Linked DNA regions of Homo sapiens: region 1 is linked to region 2. A link is an interaction called in ENCODE POLR2A ChIA-PET data of the cell type or tissue named here. Cell type or tissue: Panc1. All regions are shown on one strand. Each heading gives the region's core, and the rest is flanking DNA. Links, peaks and the distances in the headings are about the cores only. Region 1 overlaps MAP3K1 (mitogen-activated protein kinase kinase kinase 1). Region 2 has its middle 85 kb from the start of IL6ST-DT.

The links. Peaks named below come from ENCODE experiments on the same cell type or tissue, not always from the same donor. Only the 100,000 strongest peaks of a DNase experiment are listed, where the experiment ranks them.
Region 1: POLR2A ChIA-PET joins it to region 2 with 12 read pairs; 2 of 35 experiments call an interaction of 5 or more read pairs at or near these places.

What each region holds. Positions count from the first base shown.
Region 1 is chr5:56,871,295-56,883,282 of GRCh38, forward strand. It overlaps MAP3K1 (mitogen-activated protein kinase kinase kinase 1), which reads left to right. Exons shown (of 20, transcript NM_005921.2): 7 at 616-737; 8 at 1,347-1,428; 9 at 1,531-1,711; 10 at 3,738-4,016; 11 at 7,686-7,807; 12 at 9,417-9,508; 13 at 9,789-9,978; 14 at 10,276-11,572. Among named protein-coding and RNA genes, the nearest start is that of SETD9, 32 kb to the right of the region's middle. RefSeq lists enhancers at 9,100-9,269, 11,068-11,988. In Panc1, for the core only: no CTCF peak of the experiment used is centred there; a DNase peak (open chromatin) is centred at 5,257.
Region 2 is chr5:56,074,153-56,086,617 of GRCh38, forward strand. No RefSeq gene overlaps it. Among named protein-coding and RNA genes, the nearest start is that of IL6ST-DT, 85 kb to the left of the region's middle. RefSeq lists enhancers at 1-317, 4,061-4,140, 5,450-6,214, 8,678-9,339. In Panc1, for the core only: no CTCF peak of the experiment used is centred there; no DNase peak of the experiment used is centred there; H3K27ac peaks cover 286 bases.

The DNA.
Region 1 (11,988 bases), core at 3,969-11,968, 800 kb after region 2:
CTTTTCGTTATTCTAAATAATATTGCAGTGGACATTTTCATACATATATCTCTATATATTTATCTTTTTATTTTCTTACGATACATTCCTAGAAGTCTAGGTGAAAGATTGTGTACACTTAAAATGTGATGTGTTCCTAGATTCATTTCTGGGAAAGTTGGATCAGTTCATACTGCCACCAGAAATTTCTGAAATAGGCATTTAAATTTAGGATGTGGAATCTTTGAGCTCTAAGGTCCGCCAGTACTTAAAATCTTGAAACTGGTACCATGTAGTGTATTTTTATACATAGTCAAACCTGTTGGTCTATTCAAAAGGTACAGTAGCAGAATTTGGGGGATACAAATGTTTCTTTCTAAGATTGCAGTCTGTGTATTGAATTGTTTTCATAGCAAAGAAGGTTAACTCACACCTACAATCTATAAATACTCGTGTGTTAATCTGATTTTAAATTACTGTATATTAATAGTGTAAATATGTATCTCTTAGTTATATAAGATGCTCTTAAGAATTTCTAATGTATTTATATTCTAAGCAAGCAGAAAGTGTTTTTAGCATATCCGTTCTACTTTATATTCTTTTATGCTTAATACTTTTTCTTCCCCTTTTCTATAGCATAAAGGATGAAGAGGAACAGATGTGTCCTATTTGCTTGTTGGGCATGCTTGATGAAGAAAGTCTTACAGTGTGTGAAGACGGCTGCAGGAACAAGCTGCACCACCACTGCATGTCAATTTGTATGTGGCTCTTTTTCTCCCTATGCTTACTCAACACAGTTGCTCTCTGAGCTAACTATGTTATTTAAGAGTGTAACATGGCTTGAGGGGAAATTGGTGAGAGAATAAAAAAAGTATATCTAAGTCCTAAGTCCTATGTGAAAAGTTTTCAACAAATGGGAATGTAGGATCTTTAGGAGATGACCTGTGTGAGCAAAGAAATGCAATAAAGTGTGTGTGACATATGTGATAATGGAAGAAGTGCACAGAATTAGAAACAATTTCAATCTGGAAGGTATACATGAAGGGAAGGAGGTGGAAGAAGACCTGGGCAGGCATTACAGAAAGGCTAGCATCAAAGTAAGGTTTGGAAGGACTTTACCTGGTAGTCAAACAGGGCAGAATGTTTTGAAAAATAGTAAGCAGAGTACATGTTATCAGAATGAATAAAATAGCATTTGCAAATCAAAATCATTTAACCTGCTGTGTTTACTTGCTTTCAGATAAACATTTAATTAGATTATTTTTGAGGTTCCTTCTATATAAATTCTATAATTATAAACAGTTATGAAATAAAAATAATGTTAAACATTTACATTTTTGTAAGATTTTGTTTCTGTAATTTTTCAGGGGCAGAAGAGTGTAGAAGAAATAGAGAACCTTTAATATGTCCCCTTTGTAGATCTAAGTGGAGATCTCATGATTTCTACAGGTAATAATTTTGAAATGATACGGATATGTTTAATTTTTAAAAATTTCTCAGTGTGGTTTGTCTTAATTTTTTTAAAGCAAGTTTTGTTATTTTTCATTTTAGCCACGAGTTGTCAAGTCCTGTGGATTCCCCTTCTTCCCTCAGAGCTGCACAGCAGCAAACCGTACAGCAGCAGCCTTTGGCTGGATCACGAAGGAATCAAGAGAGCAATTTTAACCTTACTCATTATGGAACTCAGCAAATCCCTCCTGCTTACAAAGATTTAGCTGAGCCATGGATTCAGGTAAGTAGTTCTTTGTTTTTCATTTCTCAAAGAAATATTTATAGATCAATTAATGTATTTGTCTCCTTCCCTCAGTTGTTCATAATTTAAAAAAACACTTTTACTTGCCTCCATCATGACCTTCATTCCACTGGAAATTTTAATGTTACTTTTGGTATTAATACTATACTGCTTATTGTACAGCTTCAACTTCAAAACTTCTTGTGGTTTCACTTCACATATCTAGAAACATCTCTTCCTGAACTAACGGACATACGGGGTTATTCAAGGATAGAAGGATAGAAACCAGAACCCTTCAATGCTAACTTTTCCCAATGTTTAATCCCCGTGCCTGCCAAGAATTTTTATCATGTTTCTTATTTGCTGCCATTTAAAATTAATTTCTCTTTTCATATCCTAATGGCATACAATGGGTGCTTAATAATTGCAGAGGAGATGAATAAGAAAAAAATATGTGATGGTTACCTTGAGTTCATCATTTTTATTTGTAAGAACAGTTTCCCATCCCTTTACCATCTCTTCTGATTGAATGTTTTTTCATCCTCAGTAAGTAGGGCTTTTTTGTCAGTTGGTTTGTAATGATTTTCTTGGTTGTTGAATGCTCAGTCTATTATTTTTTAAATGTAGGATCTAAAACCAGACGGGTCTCCAGTAGACAATAATAAAGTAAAATAATTATTTTCAATAATCTGTTAAATTCTGTTGAATTAAATTTGTGAACAGGTGCATTAACACATTGAGCTTATATATCATTAGGATTTGTTACATTTTTCTTTTGTGACCATTACAGTCCTGCAGCTTTGGAATTCTCTTAGCATATTAGCAACCCATTTATGAATCTAATAAAATCTGCAAAAATATTAAACACATTCTTGTACCTAGTTCATTAATGAAATTTAATGAACTATTAATGAACATAGGCCCTCACCTGCCCTTTCATGACCCATCAAAGAACTCTCAAGTTGATTCTGAGCTGTTAGAGTTCATTCTTTCAAGCATATGGTCTAGTTTGTTTTGCCTAAGCTTTAGGTCAGACTAGGCTCTACATTCCTAGCTTTTTATTAAGCATGTTAGGTAAGACAGTTAAAACATAGGTAGTGGTACACTACTTAACAGTACCAGAAGCTCACTATATTCTAGTTGGTTCATTCTCCCATAATATCCCTTTATAACAAAACATATGTAAATAAGTATGTTATGATCTGTTTTTCAAAAGTTGTGTTTATTCATCTTTAATATTTAGGCATTTTTCACATAATGAATTATCTTAGGTATTAAGCTTACTTTTAGCTAATTGGCCCATAATGTCAAGACCATTCACCCTTTCCTCACTGTAGGGACTCTGGCTTTTGGGGCATGGTATTGACGACGATAACAGCATATACTATAATTCTACGTCTACATTTATCCTTTGCTTACTCGAACACAAGCATTTTTTCTTCAGTTGTTTGATTTGTCCACTCCATTCGTTTTACAGTCCTACCTGTTTTGTCTAGTTTTTTAAACCTTTTTATACAGACAAAAACCAATTAAATGTGTTTTGCTTATTGCTCTTGTCTGTAAGAGAAATACTCTATATCTCTTGAAACCTTCTCCTGGTGCTTTTTTTGATTTGTTTTTTGTTTGTTTGTTTGTTTTCTTAATCTTGCTCCAGTTTTTCTCTTTAAACTACCTTAATATGAATACAGAGTTGAGGTTTTCACAGTTTTTTGGCGTTTTGGTAAGCATGTGGGACAGTAGAGGCATAGAATGTATGTATAGCCATCTAGTGACTTAATGGAGCTTATTATTAATTTTACCTGAGCTAATAAATATTAATGACTTTGGATAATTATCAGTTAAACTTGAGTATAAAATTCTTCCTTATGATGCTTAAGTGGCTGGATATATTTGAAGTTGTGAAGGATGGTAAAGATTTCAGAAATGTCCAGTTTTTACGTAGTAATCAAAAATGATGCTAAACTCAAAATGCTCTGGGTCCATAAGCTTTTCTTTACATTGAATTCATCGTGTGTGTTTGATACAGGTGTTTGGAATGGAACTCGTTGGCTGCTTATTTTCTAGAAACTGGAATGTGAGAGAGATGGCCCTCAGGCGTCTTTCCCATGATGTCAGTGGGGCCCTGCTGTTGGCAAATGGGGAGAGCACTGGAAATTCTGGGGGCAGCAGTGGAAGCAGCCCGAGTGGGGGAGCCACCAGTGGGTCTTCCCAGACCAGTATCTCAGGAGATGTGGTGGAGGCATGCTGCAGCGTTCTGTCAATGGTCTGTGCTGACCCTGTCTACAAAGTGTACGTTGCTGCTTTAGTAAGTAGCTTTATTCCATAATCATATCATTATGGGTTTGGGGTTTTTTGATGGTTCGTAGATAGTGTTTTTAAGATACAATAAAGCTACTTTACCTAATTTTGGAAAATCCAAATTTTATTTTTATTCCATAATTCCAGGAAATTACAGCTTTTGTTTTGTTTATTTGAATTTTACTGATTTTTATGATGTCCAAGGTTTCTTATATAACTGTTTTACTTTTTAGTTTCATTGTTTTAAAGGCTTTGCAGGGGTATCCAAGGGAGAGAATATAGTCATGGTTTCTTAGTTTCTGTTTGGGCCAGTAAAGCTCCTTCCTCATCCTCCTTTTCCACTTACCACTAGAGACAGACTAAAAACCATGGCTTCAGGCTGCTAAAGCCTAAAACAAAACAAAACAAAACAGAACAACAACAAATAGGGTGAGCTAGACAAGCTTGCTAATTTTTAAAGATTTTTTTAATGTCTTGCTGTTCATATCTGTACATTTTTCTGAGCAGATACCTTATACATGACCAAATTAAAAATGCTTTTTGGGATGGCAGAGTCATCAACGTTATTCTGATTTTTTAAAAAATTTATCAGATATTAAGGAAGATATGTTTTTAATAAACATTTTGATTGATTTTTAATAAACATTGTCATGTGGAGATTCAAAAGCCTTTTCAAAGAAAAGGGTTCCATGACATAGATCATTGAGTTGTTTTCCAGTTTAACCTGTTAAAAGTTCTTTCATGGGTGGAATAGAGTGACAAGGAGGTAATTTAGGAGACTAACTGGACTTTCTCCATTCTGCGTATATGTCTCTTTAGGGCTTCTCAGCCTCAGTACTATTAACATTTGTTAGATAATTATTTGTTGGAGGGTGGGGGGAGGGCCAGGGATGTTGTCATGTGTGTACTGTGGCAGCATCTCTGGCCTCTACCCATTAGATACCAGGAGCAAACCCACCCCCACCCGATCATGCCCCCAGTTATGACAACCAAGAATGTCTCCAGGCATTGCCAAATGTCTCCAGTGGTCAAAACTGCCCCCAATTCAGAATCACTACTTTAATTCTTATCTAGTCTGTTCTTAAAATTCATGAGCAGTCTGTAGGCTTCCTCCCTCAGTCTTTTTCTAATGCATCCTCTACCGATTGGGCCTAATGAATCTTCTTGACAGGTAATACAGCATGACAGTTACGAACATGGGTTTGGAGTCACAATTGAGTGATCTCATAATTTATCATTCCAACCACAATGCTTGCATAATGTGCTGGTTAAAGTTGGACTAGCCTAGGCAATCTGAACACATGATCAAGATCATAGAGACAGACCTGGATTCAAATTCTGGTTCTCCCTTTTACTAGCACGATGGCTTTATGAAGGTTACTTAACCTCTCTTAAATAAACTTCAGTTTTCTCACCCATAAAATAATGAAAATACCTTTTAGGTTTGAAATTAGATTATGTAGAAACTTTCAACCATATGCCTGGCACATTGTAAGAACATTTAATATTATATAATAGTTATCATTATTTCTTAAACACAACTTGGATTATCCCCCAAATCATTTAGAAACCTTTAGAGGTTTCTGTTTCTTTGACATTCCTAAAGCATATTCTGTGGAAGTTTGGCAGGGTTGTGAAAAGTTCCCTGAAGAAAGAATCCCGTATTCAGTTAAGATTGGTGAACACTGGATTACACAAGGATAACTAGGTCTGTTGACTGAAAGGCTTCTAGGATCCTTCAGTAAGCTAATGTACATTGTGAACCTAAAGGATCAAAGGATAGAATGCATTGTTTCCCAGAGTTATTTTGCTACACCTTGTTTTTTCATGTAGCATCTGGAGGGACCAGCATACTATAGAATAAAGACCAATTGGCCCAATATTTTGCCTCTTACTTAGTATTTTCCAACACAAACCTTCAGGCATACTTGACTAAATAAAATCCTCTTTTTGCTAGTTCCTTTTCTGCAAAGCCTTTGCTGTGTTACTCTTTTTGTACACACCGTAACTGCCTTACTGTTGTGGTTGTTTCTTCTTAAGTTCAGACTGTTTCCCAACTAGCTTATGAGATCCTAGAGCACAAAGATTGTATAAAGGATACCAGGCTCCATGGAGGCAGAAATGGCTCCTGCTGTTAAGGCTCACCCTTTCCCTTTCTCTTATCTCCCCTTCCTCTGTCTCTTCCTTTTTTTCCTCTCCCTCCCTCTGCATATATAATTTTTTTTTTTTTTTTTGCTGAATCGTTTGAGAGTTTTTTGCAGCATCATGACACTTAAATATGTGTCTCTTAAAACCAAATACATAATTCCATTTATTCTTCCATATACAGTCAGCACATTAACATTAATCACAATACTGTTTTGTACTATAAAGTTCATACTCAAATCTCTTCAGTTGCCCAACAGTGCCCTTCATAGCTAAACTGCAGACTTTATTCAGATTTCACCAGTTTTTCTGCTGTTGTCTTTTTTCTGTTCCAGGATCCAATCCAGGATCCCACAGTGCATTTAGTCACCATGTCCCCTTAATGTCTTCTCATCCATGACAGTTCCTCAGCCTTTCCTGGTTTTTAATGACCTTGACAGATACTTTCAAAGTTTACTGGCCAGTTATTTTGTAGAATATCCCTCAATTTGGGTTTATCTGATGTTTTCTCATGATTAGATGGAAGTTACGTATTTTTCACAAGAACGCCACAGAGGTGACAGGCCTTTCTTAGTGCATCATATCAGTGGGTACATATGCCCATGGCTTTTATTATTGGTGATGCTGTCAGTTAAGGTAATGTCTACCAAGTTTCCCTGCTGTAAAGTTAATATTCCTAAATATCTTGTGAGAGTTACTTTGAGATTATGCAAATACCCTATTTCACCTCAAAATTTTGTCCACTGATTTTAAAAGCATTTGTGGATCTTGCCTATAGCAGTTATTACTACACCATTAAAAATGGTGCTCTCTTGGGCACAGGGAGGGGAGCATCACACACTGGAGTCTGTCGGGGGTCGGGAGGTAGAGGAGGGATAGCATTACAAGAAATACCTAATGTAGATGACGGGTCGATGGATGCAGCAAACCACCATGGCATGTGTGTACCTATGTAACAAACCTGCACGTTCTGCACATGTACCCCACAACTAAAGTATAATTTAAAAAATGGTGTTCTAGTGGTGATTTTCTATTTTCCTCATTCCTTCTACATTAATTAATTGGAATTATTCTATAAAGAAGAGCTTCTCTGTTTATATACCTATTCAATTTTTAATTTGTATTGGTGTAGGCTCCTGGGTATTCATTTTGTTCTGTGGGTTGCAACCCAGTACTACCATCATTTGTTTTGTTGCTCTAATTATTCCAGCCTTGACCATTGGGAGCTCTTTCAGGTTGGCGCCTGTTCTCATTTTCTTTTTTAAAATAATTTTTTTTAACTTTTCATCTTGAAATGAATTCAGACTTTTAAAAATTGCAGAGAAAAGAGTTCAGAAAATTCCTTCCTGCCCCATTCATTTATTTTGTTAGTTAGTTGTATTATTACAGAAGCATGGAATTCTTATTTTATTCTATGGGTTATAATCCATTCCTGTCTACTTATTTTGTTGCTCAAATTGTCTCAAATTAGGCCATTATCTCTGATGCTTTTTAAGTGTACATAAACTGACCTTCAGATTTTTTTCCTTAGAAAACATTGAGAGCCATGCTGGTATATACTCCTTGCCACAGTTTAGCGGAAAGAATCAAACTTCAGAGACTTCTCCAGCCAGTTGTAGACACCATCCTAGTCAAATGTGCAGATGCCAATAGGTAAGGCTTTATTGATGAATCACTTCAAACCCTCTTGTCTTAAAAGTGCCTCGCAGCAAGCCTCACACCTAGTGTGAATATCTGATACATTTTATTAAATGAGTCTTTGAACATTGTCTTTTAATGTGAGATTTAAAATGAAAATGCAGCATAAAGCTCTTAAGGACTGGCGGAAAGAACTACTGGCAAGTAAAAGCCAGGCAAACAAACTGCATGGATCTCCACATTATTGTATTGTGATTTACTCTCTTTAGTAACATTCATAATCTGAAGACCAGTCGATAAGAACAGTAGTTGACATTTATATCTATAAGTTATAATCTCATATTAGAGTATGGGTTACACAGAATAGGAACCAGTAAGATCATTACACCTGCATATGCCTTATTATCAGGATAAAAAATTAACAAATCCATCTCATTTTCAGTGTAGTGGAATTTTACTCTACTTATGACAGTTTTGTCAAAAAATTTTTAGATTTTTTATATTCCTGCAATATCCTTAAAAATTGACAGGGAACAAGAATAACCCTAACTGGAAAGAAAAATATGAAGTAGAGAATTGAGGTACAATGACAGTAAAGATGAGTACAAGCCATGCTTTTTTCAGACCAATGGTTCTCTTTTATTTTCCCCTTCCATAAAATAGGAGGAAAAGATCAATTTTCATTTAATAATCACAGCTACTGTGAACAGTTATTTGGTAGTTCCTATTTCTTTCTATCCCAGCAGATCTTGGTTAGCAAGAAGTGTTGAATCTCCCTTCTGTTGCCTCTTCCATTTCACCCATTTAGAGTTCTCTCAGTACAACCTTTCTCTTCCTCTGCAAGTCATAATGACTTAGTTTGCACAGGATCTCAAAAATTAGGTACCTACCTTTAACGAATTTCTCATATCATGAAGTCTGTCTTTTGCCTCTATTGTTTTCTCTATAGATTGAAAATATTGGATGTTTCCTTGTTGCTTAGAGAAAACATTGTATATCTGTAAAATATTGCAAATTAACAAGTAATTTGCAAAATGCATAGGAAAAATGTCATTTTTAAATATTAGAATAGGTATATTTCTGAGAATTCAGTGTTCTCATGGTATTTGTTATGCTGCTCACTTTTTGAAACTCCAAACTTAGGTTGTTTACCTGGTCACCTGAATGACTGAACATAAGAAATACTGTAGAGAGATTTTATAATATTCAGACCTCATTTTGGCTATGTAAGGAAATGGAGGGTTTTTGGATAGGAAGGTTTTGTTTTTAATTCAAGAGCTTCTTAGTGAAAGTTCAGAAATCAAAATATCAAGGTCCTTGTTTTTTCTTTTAACAAAATATAAGACTTTTATCTGATTTGGTATTTAAATCAGTACTTGCAAAGAGCCATTGTTGAAAATTCTGTGCTTAACATAGGGGATATGTTAAATTTACGAAATTAGACCTAATAAATGAATATTACTACTTATGGTGACATTGTTAATATGATTTTAGTGGTGGAAAAGTAAACACTCCTGAAAACATTATTTCTCCACTTTTTCACAAGGCATTACATTACTCCTCTAATATTGTATAGTGTTTTAGCCAAGATCCAGGATTGATGTTGCTTTTCCTTTGTTTTTAGCCGCACAAGTCAGCTGTCCATATCAACACTGTTGGAACTGTGCAAAGGCCAAGCAGGAGAGTTGGCAGTTGGCAGAGAAATACTAAAAGCTGGTAATAACTTTTCACTTAAAAGGAATATAGCATATTTTATCATGTTCCTGAGCAGCCTTGTCTAATCTCATAATCTCTCATGAGGCAGTTTACAGGATTTTGAAGTAATTTTATAAATTGATTCACTGTGTTACAGTTAGAAATGTGAATTACTCTGAGAGAGAAATTCTTTAAAATAGTTCAGAATATTTTTGTTGGCCTTACACCATTTAATCATGTCTTGTTTTAGATTTTAATATCACTATTTTTTAATCATTTATTTTTACTTTCCTTTTTGTAGGATCCATTGGTATTGGTGGTGTTGATTATGTCTTAAATTGTATTCTTGGAAACCAAACTGAATCAAACAATTGGCAAGAACTTCTTGGCCGCCTTTGTCTTATAGATAGACTGTTGTTGGAATTTCCTGCTGAATTTTATCCTCATATTGTCAGTACTGATGTTTCACAAGCTGAGCCTGTTGAAATCAGGTAATTTTTCTTCTGAAAATGTATTACTTGTATCTTCCTACCCTCCCTACACCCTCCTCAAGAATGACACATTTTAGATTTTTGAAAGACTCAGAGCATGAATAGGTTGCTGATACCTTAATATTTGATTGACATATGAAAACCCAAAGTCTGGGCTCTTTAATTAAAAATTCATAGATACTTTATGCTGAAATGGTTTTTGAAGTATACATGCTGTAAATTACTACCATTTTTTAAGTTTCCATGTATTTTTCAGTAATTGGAACTTATATGGTAATGAATGTTTTTTTCTTTCAGGTATAAGAAGCTGCTGTCCCTCTTAACCTTTGCTTTGCAGTCCATTGATAATTCCCACTCAATGGTTGGCAAACTTTCCAGAAGGATCTACTTGAGTTCTGCAAGAATGGTTACTACAGTACCCCATGTGTTTTCAAAACTGTTAGAAATGCTGAGTGTTTCCAGTTCCACTCACTTCACCAGGATGCGTCGCCGTTTGATGGCTATTGCAGATGAGGTGGAAATTGCCGAAGCCATCCAGTTGGGCGTAGAAGACACTTTGGATGGTCAACAGGACAGCTTCTTGCAGGCATCTGTTCCCAACAACTATCTGGAAACCACAGAGAACAGTTCCCCTGAGTGCACAGTCCATTTAGAGAAAACTGGAAAAGGATTATGTGCTACAAAATTGAGTGCCAGTTCAGAGGACATTTCTGAGAGACTGGCCAGCATTTCAGTAGGACCTTCTAGTTCAACAACAACAACAACAACAACAACAGAGCAACCAAAGCCAATGGTTCAAACAAAAGGCAGACCCCACAGTCAGTGTTTGAACTCCTCTCCTTTATCTCATCATTCCCAATTAATGTTTCCAGCCTTGTCAACCCCTTCTTCTTCTACCCCATCTGTACCAGCTGGCACTGCAACAGATGTCTCTAAGCATAGACTTCAGGGATTCATTCCCTGCAGAATACCTTCTGCATCTCCTCAAACACAGCGCAAGTTTTCTCTACAATTCCACAGAAACTGTCCTGAAAACAAAGACTCAGATAAACTTTCCCCAGTCTTTACTCAGTCAAGACCCTTGCCCTCCAGTAACATACACAGGCCAAAGCCATCTAGACCTACCCCAGGTAATACAAGTAAACAGGGAGATCCCTCAAAAAATAGCATGACACTTGATCTGAACAGTAGTTCCAAATGTGATGACAGCTTTGGCTGTAGCAGCAATAGTAGTAATGCTGTTATACCCAGTGACGAGACAGTGTTCACCCCAGTAGAGGAGAAATGCAGATTAGATGTCAATACAGAGCTCAACTCCAGTATTGAGGACCTTCTTGAAGCATCTATGCCTTCAAGTGATACAACAGTAACTTTTAAGTCAGAAGTTGCTGTCCTGTCTCCTGAAAAGGCTGAAAATGATGATACCTACAAAGATGATGTGAATCATAATCAAAAGTGCAAAGAGAAGATGGAAGCTGAAGAAGAAGAAGCTTTAGCAATTGCCATGGCAATGTCAGCGTCTCAGGATGCCCTCCCCATAGTTCCTCAGCTGCAGGTTGAAAATGGAGAAGATATCATCATTATTCAACAGGATGTAAGTATAGATTCTTTAAGAGGTTAGAAAACTTCCTTGGGGCTGGGCACAGTGACTCATACCTGGAATTCCAGCACTTGGGGAGGCTGAGGCCGAAGGATTGCTTGAGCACAGGAGTTCGAAACTAGCCTGGTCAACAAAGCAAGACCCTGTCTCTACAAAAAATTTTAAAAATTAGCCAGGCATGATAGTGTACACCTGGGGTCCCAGCTACTCAGGAAGCTGAGGTGGGGAGGGTCACTTGAACCTGGGAGTTTGAGGCTACAGTGAGCTGTGATTACACCATTGTACTCTAGCCTGAATGACAGAGCAAGACACTGTCTCACAGAGAGCTTCCTTGGACCATACTAAAATAAACCTAATTCAGAAATGCTGCTTCTAACATTCAGAAGCAGAGTTTTCCACATAAAATTATT
Region 2 (12,465 bases), core at 3,032-11,031:
ATCTTGCAACCTCCACCTCCTAGGTTCAAGCGATTCTCCTGCCTCAGCCTCCCGAGTAGCTAGGATTACAGGCGTCCACCACCACACCCGGCTAATTTTGTGTTTTTAGTAGAGACAGGGTTTCTCCATGTTGGTCAGGCTGGTCTCGAACTCCTGACCTCAGGTGATCTGCCTGCCTCGGCCTCCCAAAGTGGTGGGATTACAGGGGGTAAGCCACCGCACCCAGCCTCTCTCTTTCTTTCTTGTCTCACTCTCTTGCCCAGTCTGGAGTGCAAGGTACAATCATGGCTTACTGCAGCCTCAACCTCCTGGGCTCAAGTGATCCTTCCACCTCAGCCTCCTGAGCTGCTGGGACCACAGGGGCATGCCACCATGCCTGGTTATTTTTTATGTTTTGTAGAGATGGAGGTCTTGCTATGTTGCTCAGGCTGGTCTGGAATTCCTGGTTTCATGCGATCTTCCTGACTCAGCCTCCCAAAGTGCCAAGATTACAGGTGTGAGCCACCACGCCCTGCTTCTTTTTAAAAAATACAACATTGGCTGCAAGGTGGCTCATGCCTGTAATTCCAACACTTTGGGAAGCCGAGGTGGGAGGATCACTTGAGCCTAGGAGTGCTAGACCAGCCTGGGCAATATAGTGAGACCCAGTTTCTACAAAAAATTTTTTAAAAAATTAGCTGGGCATGGTAGTGCATGCTGGTTGTCCCAGCTTACTTAGGAGGCTGAGGGAGGAGGGTTGCTTGAGTCCAGGAGTTTGAGGCTGTAGTGAGTTATGATCATGCCACTGCACTCCAGCCTGGGAGACAGAGTGAGACTCTGTCTCTAAAACAACAACAACAACAACAACAACAACAACAACAACAACAACACAGGGCAAGCAGGACATGGAACTAGGTTCAAATACTGGAAGAAACTCTGACTCTATATCTTACTTTTAGGGAAATTAAAGGGATCTTAAAATTGAGCATACACATTTTTTACCTTTAGGACCTAACCCAATCTAAGGTGGCTGCATTTTACCTAAAGTTGAAGGATTGTCCCTAGCCAGAAAAGCTTCAGATCCCTTTAGTTCACATTCCAACATTGGGAAAATAAACTTGAAAAGTATTTTCCTTAGCAAAGAAAGATCTGGGTGTGAAACAAAGTTCATTTTGTTTTGTTTTGCTTTTTTCTTGATCATCAGTCTCCAGTGCCAATGTCTCAGTTTGCAGACTAACTGTAATCACATGTGTGGCCTCTCCTTAGGAGAAACAGTAACACACTCTCTGATGGATCAATTTGGCATAAACTGTGAAGTAAAAGGGATTCCATGCTGGGTGGAAGGTTGGACCAGAAGTTCTCCAAGTTTCCTTTCAAACCTCTCTGTGGCAGTATTCCAACTGTTCTAAGGCCATTGTGAAAGGTCTTCTGAGTAATTTATGGCCTCTTTTTTCCTTTAACCAAGCGCATTAGATGATCTCCAGATGTCTCTGTTATTCCTTTTGGAAGCAGTAGGGTCCTGGATCATGAGCTGGGCTGTGGGGAACGCTGCCTGGGAACTGTGAGGACATATTTAACCTGCTGATCTTGAATGTCTCTAGTTCCTCACTGGTCTTGCCTGCCTCTTGTTAGGTCAAGGCACTCATAGGAAGTGGATTAGTTGCATTTAAGGAGAATTAAGTGTTGTTTGAAAAAATATCTGGACCCTGGGGCCCCAAGCAGGGGTAGAGATTTACTGTGGAGCTCTTTCCTGAAAGCAGAACAGGGATCTGGAACTCAAGGCCAGGGCCTTTGGGTTAGGAAAGTGGGGCACCAGGATGGGTGAAGAGATTGGCTGGGGAGGGCTACCAGCCCCTGCCTTAAACTTTGGGCCTGCCCAGCAGTCTCTCTGTCACTGTTAAGGCCATCTTCACCTTGTGGTGACCCAGTTTTGTCTTTTCTGAGAAAAGGCTTTGTTGAGGCCAGGCGCGGTGGCTCACGCCTGTAATCCCAGCACTTTGGGAGGCCGAGGCGGGTGGATCCATGAAGTCAGGAGATCGAGACTGTCCTGGCTAACACTGTGAAACCCCGTCTCTACTAAAAATACAAAAAATTAGTCGGGCGAGGTGGTGGGTGCCTGTAGTCCCAGCTACTTGGGAGGCTGAGGCAGGAGAATGGCGTGAACCCGGGAGGCACAGCTTGCAGTGAGCTGAGATTGCACCACTGCACTCCAGCCTGGGCAACAGAGGGAGACTCCATCTCAAAAAAAAAAGAAAAGAAAAGAAAAGGTTTTGTTGGCCAGTGACCCCTATACAGAGACCCTCAGAAAACTTGTTCTCCCCCTCTCAGATTTTACGCCACTCCAGGGGTGTATTAAGCTAGGTTGCCACCTCCTCTGATGACTCTCTTTCCCGTATCCCCTTTTCCACGTGTTCTGCTTGCCCTTCACAATAAACTGTTATCTCCTGAAGAAAAAAAAACTGGATTTTGCCAGGGGAGGTGGCTCATGCCTGTAATACCAGCACTTTGGGATGCTGAAGGAGGATTGCTTGAGGCGAGGAATTCAAAACCAGCCTGGGCAATAAAGTGAGACCTTATCTCTACAAAAAAAAAGTTAAAAAATCAGTGGGGCATGCTGGTGTGCACCTTTAGTCCCAGCTACTTGGGAGGCTGAGGTAGGAGGATTGCTTGAGCCCAGGAGGTTGAGGCTGCAGTGAGCCATGATCATGCCACTGCAATCCAATGGGTGACAGTGAGACCATGTCTCCAAAAAACAAAACAAAACAACTTGGATTTTATTCATCCCTCCATTCTTGGCTCTGAGCCTGGCCCATAGTCCTGTAAATTGGTGTTGGGGATCTGCCCGGGGACCTGTATGGGAACTTTCCCCATCTTCCTATATTGTCCTTGACTTTTTTGTTTATTTGTAACTTTTAAGATTGCACATTTTCAAATAAACAGAAAGTATACAGAATAGTATAATGAATACCCCTTTATCCAGATTTCCCTTGATTGCAACACTTGCCATATTTACTTCATCTGTTCTTTTTGCCCAAATATTTAAAAGTAGATTTCAGATATAATGATGTTTTACCCCTAAATACTCATGTATGCATCTCTAAAATAAGGATGTCTCCCCACAGAACCATAATACTGTATTCTATATTATTATCACACATTATTACACCTAATAAAATAAATAATAGTTCCTAGCCTGGGCAACATGACGAAACCCTGTCTCTACAAAAAATAAAAAATTAGCTGGGTGTGGTGGTGAGCGCCTATAGTCCCAGCTACCTGTGGGGCTGAAGCAGGAGGATCACTTGAACCTGGGAGTTCACTGCAAGGCTGCAGTGACCCATGATCACACCACTGCACTCCAGCCTGGGGGACAGAGCGAGACCTCGTTCCCATAAAGGAAAATAAGTAAGTAAATTAATTAATGTAATAGTTCCTGGCTGGGTGCAGTGGCTCATGCCTGTAATCCCAGCACTTTGGGAGGCCAATGCAGGCGGATCACTTGAGCTCAGGAGTTCGAGACTAACCTGGACAACAGTGAAACCCTGTCTTTAAAAATACAAAAATTAGCCTGGCATTGTGGCGCGTGCCTGTAGTCCCAGCTACTCTGGTGGCTGAGGCAGGAGAATCACTTGAACCTGGGAGGCAGAAGTTGCAGTGAGCCATGATCGTGCCACTGCACTCCAGCTTGAGCGACAGAGCGAGACCCTGTCTCAAAAAAAAAAAAAAAAAAAAAAGTTCCTAAATATCAACTGCCCTCAGAAAGTCTTTTATAACTGGTTTATTCAAACCAGAATCTTCTCAGGGGCAACACATTGCATTTAATTGTTTTGACTCTAGTTTTTCTTCCCCTTTTCCTCCATGCTATGTTATTGACTCATTGAAGAAATCAGGCCAGTACTTTTGAAAGTCCCATTTTCATGGTGCTATTTAAACTTCACCAGACTCCTAAGGTAGAGCTGACTTAAGGAAACATCATAGCCACCACCGTGGGAGTCTCCTCCACTCTAGGAACCCTCCATTTCTTTCTTTCTTTCTTTTTCTTTTTTGAGATGGAGTTTCGCTCTTGTTGCCCAGGCTGGAGTGCAATGGTGCGATCTCGGCTCACCACAACCTTCGCCTCCTGAGTTCAAGCAATTCTCCTGCCTCAGTCTCCCGAGTGCTTAAGAACCCTCCATTTCTATCCTCCTCTTTGCTCCCATCATCCAGGAGCAAATCCCCAGGGCATTGAAACCCAAGGCTAAAGGCTCCTCTATCCCATGCTCTCTCATCTTTTGCTTGGAGGTCCATTTCCTGGCTTTGCAGTCAGCTGGTGTGAGCTTTCCAATAAAGCAGGGCCTGGACAGCTCTCCCTACAGCTGCCAGCAACAACCTCAGGAAGCCCCAGGGTCCTTCACTTAAGTTGCTGTCAAAGCCTTTGAACTTGGGGCTCCGGGGCTTCATTATGGGTAGCAGCAAACAGGAGCCACCATTTTTCAAAATGAAGTTAAAATCCTCCCCTTCTAACTCAATACATCTCTTAAATTCATCCCAGAAAAATAACCTGTTTTCCAAGTGACGTTAGATTCAGCAGCACCACCCCTACCCTATTGCCCCTGGGACTGATGATCTCCAGGCAGATGCTTCGCACCAGTGGCTGCTCCTGCCAGTAAAAAAAAAAAAAAAAAGAAGTTTCCATTGATTTGCTTGAGAAATGTAAGTTTGGGGCTGTAGTCCCTGCCGCAAGGTCAATAGAGAATTGTCTTGCCTGAGGTGCCCCAGGAAATCAGCCAGGAAAAGCAGGGATCTACTTTTCATTTCATAGGTTAGGGAGGGGGTGGGAGGCTGGGGCAGGGAGAGAATGGAGAAGGGGAAGGTTCAGATAGCTGTGTGTTTAGATCAGAGGACTTGGGCTAAAGTCAGCAAGAAAACATGAATATTCCAACACAAAGAGGAGTGGAGTTACGCCATCAGGGGTGTGGGCTGGAAACCCTAAAAGGACAGTTGCCTCCAGCTTGACATGAGTGTCTAGCTGTTTACTTTGGCTCACTGGATTTCACTTTTTTTGAGACAGAGTCTTGCTCTGTCTCCCAGGCTAAAGTGTAGTGGCTCAATCTTGGCTCACTGCAACCTCCACCTCCCAGGTTCAAGCGATTCCCTTACCTCAGCCTCCCTAGTAGCTGGGATCACAGGTGTGCACCACCACGTGCAGCTAATTTTTGTATTTTTAGTGGAGATGGGATTTCACCATGTTGGCCAGGCTGGTCTCGATCTCCTGGCCTCAAGTGATCCGCCCACCTCACCCTTCCAAGTGCTGGGATTACAGGCATGCACCACTGCGCTTGGCCTGGATTTCTATTTGTGTGTATTTATTTTTACAAGGAAAAACTCTCCAACAGCTATGTTTCTATAGGTGGAGTAGATCACATTTTATTCTTCCTGAACGTGGTAAAATGTTTCACAGGCAATTAAGAGTGGAGAAGAGAGAACTTTATACTTTTAACTAAATTCTCAATTTATGGATCAGTTAAACCTTTTCATTTTCTGGCTCTTCCTCTTAATTCTGTTTCTTGTTTTTCCTTTCTCTCCCTGCAAGGCTCCCCTTTTTGTCCCCCACACTCCACTTTATTTTCCTACTTTTATTTCAGTGGCTGGCAAAATCAGAGCGTTATATTTGATTTTGAAAGAGTCACTATGGAAGCTTAGGCAATCTTTTTCTCTAGAACGTTGAGTAAGGTGGGTCTGAGCCTGTCCTTTTTGCAGCAGCTTAGGGAGGGTGTGTGTCCATATGTGTGTGAGTATAGGAGGGGGTGAGGGAACCCAAGGCACCCCCTCCTTGCGAGACACAAAAACCTGATCCCCAGAGTAGGGGCAGAAGGCCAGGAGTAGGAGAAGTTTCTCTGTTTACTCCTTAAGATCTGGTGGTTGGGGGCTGTGCGTGGTGGCTCGTGCCTGTAATCCCAGCACTTTGGGAGGCGGAGGCGGGTGGATCACCTGAGGGCAGGAGTTTGAGACCAGCCTAACATGGTGATACCCTGTCTCTACTAAAATTACAAACTTATCTGGGCGTGGTGGCGGGCGCCTGTAATCCCAGCTACTCAGGAGGCTGAGGCAGGAGAATCACTTGAACCCCTGAAGGCTGAGGTTGCAGTGAGCTGAGACTTCGCCATTGCACTCCAGCCAAGGCAACAAGAGCGAAACTCCGCCTCAAAAAAAAAAAAAAAAAAAGATCTGGTGGTTGGGGCATTTTGGCAAATAGCTTGGCCACCACTTTATTATATGGTTAGTTTTGAAAGCAGATTGCTGAGAATGACAATGAAAGACAGAACTTACACTTTTTTTTTTTTTTTTTTAAGTGAAAAGAGCAAGGCAACTAGTTAGCATCTTCAGGTTCTGGATAACCTGCAGTGTAGGCTTCAGGAAATTGACTAAGGGAATCTGAGAGTAGACTGCACTGGCCCTCTCTGGACTTCGACCTTTAGGTTCTTTTCCCCTTTTCCTTTGCCTCTGCTTCTCTGAGGTCAGCACTCACTTCAATAATCCTGTCCCAGGGCCACCAGATCTCCTTGAGCTTCAGAAAACCCTCCTCTCACTGTCCTTCCCCAATGTTTCAATGAATGAAGGCTCACTGAGCATACAGCAATCAAACCTGTGATCCAGGTGGCACTAGGAATTCAGCAGTAGCAGTGTGGTTCCCACACTGCTCACTGGACCTTGGCTAAGACACCACCTGGGACCACAGCTGATGGCTGGGTGTTAACACCTACCTATTGAAGAACGGAAAGAGAACAATTAAATGACAAGTTTTGTTTTTACTCCTAAGTGAAACCACAATCAGGGATAATTTGTGATTGTAAAGTTGGCACATATATCTTTTTTTTTTAAATCAGGGGAATTTTTCTTTTACTTTATAAGAGAAAATTAGAAGCCACTAGACAGGAACTCACTCAAATTCTTGCCACAAACTTACCTGCAGAGGAATTCATCATTTCCTCCTTCTCCTCCATCATAGTGAAAGAGACATCTCATTGACAAAGCCAATTCTGAGGCTCTAAATCTCTCTTGCAGCCTCATTGACATTGCTGCATTGCAAGTTCCTTTTCTCTCTTGATGCTTCACTTGCTGCTGATTCATTGCCATCAGCATTTAAACAAGCCCAAGTGTCTTCTATCCTTAAAATCTTACCCTTCCTAGCTTCCCCACCCCTTTAATTCACTTCTTTATCTGACTTGTTTTGGTTACAGTTAAGTTTATTGAAACAGGTGTCCACACTCACCACCACTTCCTTACCCTCCACCCTGAAACTCTCCTTGAAATCTGGCTGCTGCCCCAATGTTCCTCTGACACTGGTCCAGCCAAGATCACTAACAACCTTGTTGCTCAATTTTAGGCTGTTTTCCCAGCATTATCTGACTTGAGCTCTAAGTAGCTGATACCAGTGACCATGGCCTTCTTGAAAGTGTCTTCTAGCTGGGTGAGTGGCTCATGCCTGCAATCCCAACACTTGGGGAGGTTGAGGTGGGTGGATTGCTTGAGTTCAGGAGTTCAAGACCAGCTTGGGCAACATGGCAAAACCCCATCTCTACTAAAAAACAAACTGAAAAAAATTAGCCAGACATGGTGGCATGCGCCTATAGTCCCAGCTACTCAGAAGGCTGAGGTGGGAGGATCACCTGAGCCTGGGAGGCCGAGGCTGCAGTGAGCCGTGATTGTGCCACTGCACTCCAGCCTGGGTGACAGAGTGAGGCCCTGTCAATAAAAAAAAAAAAAAAAGAAACTGTCTTCCTTGGTTTGGTGACATCTATCTTTTCACCACACTTCTTAGAATCCTTTGTGGGCTATTTTTCTGTTAATATGTTCATTGTAGAATCTTTGGGAAATTAAAAAAAATAGTCTACTTGTTATCTCCACATGGAAGTCTTTCTTTCTTTTTTTTTTCTTTTTTTGAGGCAGGGTCTCACTCTGTCACCCAGACTGGAATGCAGTGGCATGATCATGGCTCACTGTAGCCTCAACCTCCCAGGTCCAGGTGATCCTCCCACCTCAGCTTCCAGAGTAGCTGGGACTACAGACATGAGCCACCATGCAGGCTAATTTTTCTTTTTCTTTCTTTCTTTCTTTTTTTTTTTTGTAGAGACAGTGTTTCCCCATGTTGCCCAGGCTGGTCTTGAACTTCTAAGCTGAAGCGATCTGCCTACCTTGGCCTCCCAAAGTGCTGGGATTACAGGCATGAGCCGCCATGCTGGCCCCCACATGGAAGTCTTAGCAGCATTTTAGAATGCGGACATCCTAAATAGAGCTCATCATTTCCATTCCCAAGCCTGCTCCCCAACTATAGTCTCTTTCTCAGTGGATGGCTCCATCCTTTCTCCTGTTGCTCAAGCCAGAGTCCTGATGTTATCTTGGACTCTTCCCTCTCCCATATTTCTCATGCCCAATCAATCATCAAGACCCATCAATTTTATCTCTTGACTATTTCCAAATCCATTTATAATTGACCCTCGAACAACACAGGTTTGAACTGTGGGGATCACTTTTACGTGGATATTTTTCAACCAAACGCAGAATGAAAATACATTATTTGCAGGATGTGAAACCCACTCACATAGAGGGCATATATGCAGGTTCTGCAGGACTTGAGTATGCACAGATTTTGGTATGGAATTGTGGAGTTCTGGAACCAATCCCCCGCGTATATGGAAAGTATGGAAGGACAACTGTACTTTCTATTTTTTTTTTTTTTTTTTGAGACTGTACTTTCTTTTTTTTTTTTTTTTTTGAGACAAGGTCTCTATCTTCCAGGCTGGAGTGCAGTGGCACTATCTTGGCTCACTGCAACCTCCACCTCCCAGGTTCAAGCAATTCTCCTGTCTCAGCCTCCCGAGTAGCTGGGACTATAGGCGTGCGCCACCATGCCTAGCTAATTTTTGTATTTTTTAGTAGAGATGGGGTTTCACCATGTTGGCCGGGCTGGTCTCGAACTCCTGACCTCAGGTAATCCGCCCGCCTTGGCCTCCCAAAGTGTTGGGATTACAGGCGTGAGCCACTGAGTCTGTTCTTTTTTTTTTTTTTTTTTTTTTTTTTTTTTTTTTTTTTGGAGACGGAGTCTAAATCTGTCGCCCAGGCTGGAGTGTGGATTGCAGCGGTGATCTCGGCTCACGGCAACCTCCGCCTCCCGGGTTCAAGCCATTCACCTCCCTCAGCCTCCCTGGTAGCTGGGACTACAGGCACACGCCGCCATGCTCGGCTAATTTTTTTGTATTTTTAGTAGAATCGGGGTTTCACTGTGTTGCCTAGGCTGGTTTCGAACTCCTGAGCTCAAGCAATCCGCCCGCCTCGGCCTCTCAAAGTGCTAGGATTACAGGCGGAGCCACCGCGCCCGGCTGCCACCGCGTCTGTTCTTACTGCTTCCGTGTTAGTTTGAGTTCCTCTCTTTCTCGCCAACTCAATTTGACAACCTCCTAACTAGTCTTCCTGACTCCATTTTTTGCCCCATTCCTTTCCATTCTTCCTACTACAGCCAGCCTCCTCTGTAAACAGTCACATCTGAGCGCGTCACCCCGCCACCCCTCTATTACATAAACTCTTTGATAGAGGGTAATCCTCAGGACAAAGTCTACATTTCTCAATGTGACCTTCAAGGATCTGCATTTTGTGTTCTTTGCTTGCCTCTTCGGTCTTTTTTCCATCACACCTATCCCCACCCCTTTCAGCCATACTGAACTAATTGTACTATTCTAAGTGCCCCTTCTCATCTCCCAGTTTTTTTTTTTTTTTGAGACGGAGTCTCGCTCTGTTGCCCAGGCTGGAGTGCAGTGGCGCGATCTGGGCTCACTGCAAGCTCCGCCTCCCGGGTTCACGCCATTCTCCTGCCTCAGCACCCCCAACAAGTAGCTGGGATCACAGGCGCCCGCCACCAAGCCCAGCTAATTTTGTTTTTGTATTTTTAGTAGAGACGGGGTTTAACCGTGTTAGCCCGGGTGGTCTCGATCTCCTGACCTCATGATCCGCCCGCCTCGACCTCCCGAAGTGCTGGGATTACAGGCGTGAGCCACCGCGCCCAGCCTCATCTCCCTATTTTTTATGTGTAGTTCTTGAAATTTTTCTTTTCCCCTTCCTGGCTAACTGAAACTCATTTGTTGGATTTCAGGTTAGAGATATGGACCTCTCTTAAAGCCTTTCCTAAATTTTAGGTGCTCCCAGGGCCCCTACCAAAAGTCTTATGCTTTATTGTCAATGCCTGCCTGCTAATGATTCTAAGCCCCCAAGGAAAGGAATATGTCTGGTTGATGGGATCATTTCCCACACCTTGCACAGTGTGCAGCACAAATAGACAAATAGTTACTGAATATATGATTGTGATTCCAACCACTGCTTGTGGGGAAAAAGTGGTTCAATGACATGGTCTGTCCTGAAACATTAAATTTTTTATCCTCACGTTCTTCTTTTTTTTTTTGAGATCAGGTTTCACTCTGTTGCTTAGGCTGGAGTGTAGTAGTGCAGTCTTGGCTCACTGCAACCTCCGCCTACCGGGTTCAAGCGATTCTCTTGCCTCAGCCTCCTGAGTAGCTGGGACTACTACAGGCACAGGCCACCATGCCTGGCTAATTTTTGTATTTTTAGTATAGACCAGGTTTCACCATGTTGGCCAAGTTGGTCTCGAACTCCTGACCTCAAGTGATCCGCCCACCTTGGCCTCCAAAAGTGCTGGGATTTTAGGTGTGAGCCTGCGCTCCCGGATCCCTCATGTTCTTTTCATCATAAAGAATAATATTCACACAGCACTTTACTGGGGGCCATTCCATTTTCCAGGGATAGGGATAGAAGCCAAACAAACCACTTCCTTGTTTCTTCCATTGAAATGATATTGAAATAAGGTCACTTTCATTTGTTTCCTCCTTTTATTCCAGTGGTGATTAAAACTGAAATCACTTTTCCAGGGATTGGTACATAAAAGCCCCAAGGACTAATCACTGATACTAAGCAACACTGACCTCAGGGCGATAGGTTTCCCGGTTATCCTTGATATATGTTGACAATATGCATCTAACCATTCACTAGATGCCTGGAAATGTTAATGCAAAATTAGCATCACTTAACAACGGTACTTGTTTAGGGGTTGTTTTTAAAATTTTTGAGCTGGTCTACTTGTTTCTTATCTCTAAGCTGTCTTTTGGTTTGCTTGCGGGAATGCAATTGCTAGTACTGGGTAAAAGGAGGTCATTGTAGGGCACAGTGAAGTCATTATTTATGAGTTAGTGGAATTTTCAATGGTTTCCTGGAGCAAATAGATGTTTATATGTCTGATATTTTGAGCATATCTGACAGAGGCTGTAAATAATATTGTATCTTACACATCTGACTTTTGTGGTTGACATCTACGGGGCCCTTTCCCACACTTACCATAGAACAATATGCAGAGACCTAACAGGAACAGCCAGGCTCCCTGGATTAAGCTACTCCACTTCTATCTTCATAGAGAGGAAATTGTACGATGCAAAGCTTCTTACTTAAACCACCATTCAGACCAAGGAGAAAGGTGTCAATAAGGTCAATGCTATAGTCAGGATCTGAACTGAAAGCTGAATAAACAAAATTAATATCCTGAGCCAAATCAAAACATTATTTTTATTTTGTTTTATTTTACTAGATCTTAGTTACTTTTTATTCTTAAACTAAAAACGCATTCAGTGGAATCATATAAACTCAAAATTGGGTCGTCAAACATTTTTTTTCCCCTAGAAATGTTTGAATTGGAATAAAATCAAAGTATTCAAATGTTTCTTAAATAGAGCTTGTAGAGTTGTTTTATGTGAAATCTTGGTTATAACTGAAGACAAATGTCCCTTTGGAAATTTACATTTCTCTGGGGTTCAGCTGCTTACCTGTTTGTGAGTATCATCAAGAATGAAAGAGTAGGGCTAGGCGCGGTGGCTCACTTGTAATCCCAGCACTTTGGGAGGCCGAGGTGGGCAGATCACGAGGTCAGGCAGATCATGAGGTCAGGACCATCCTGGCTAACATGGTGAAACCCCGTCTCTACTAAAAATACAAAAAAACCCCCCAAAATTAGCCAGGCGTGCTGGCGGGCGCCTGTAGTCCCAGCTACTCGGGAGGCTGAGGCAGGAGAATGGCGTGAACTCGGGAGGCGGAGCTTGCAGTGAGCCGAGATGGCGCCACTGCACTCCAGCCTGGGCGACAGAGACCCCGTCTCAAAAAAAAAAAAAAAAAAGAATGAAAGAGTAGGTGCTAGGAGGTATGAACCAATTAGCCCATTATCCCCTCTAGGCTTCAAATGAACTAGTTGTGAGGTTGGGAAGTTGAAAAGTTGATGGAGGGAAAGCCCTGGGTTAAGTTGGACTCCTGGGGCCTTTCCCCCTCATTCTCCAGAGAAGTTTCAAGTCCTCCCCCGCCCCCACTTCCCGCCTACCACCAACCTCAGCCGGAGAGGGGTTTCTAAGAGATGACCATCAGGAGAGACTCACCTGGGAGTAAAGAAGGTGTCTCAGG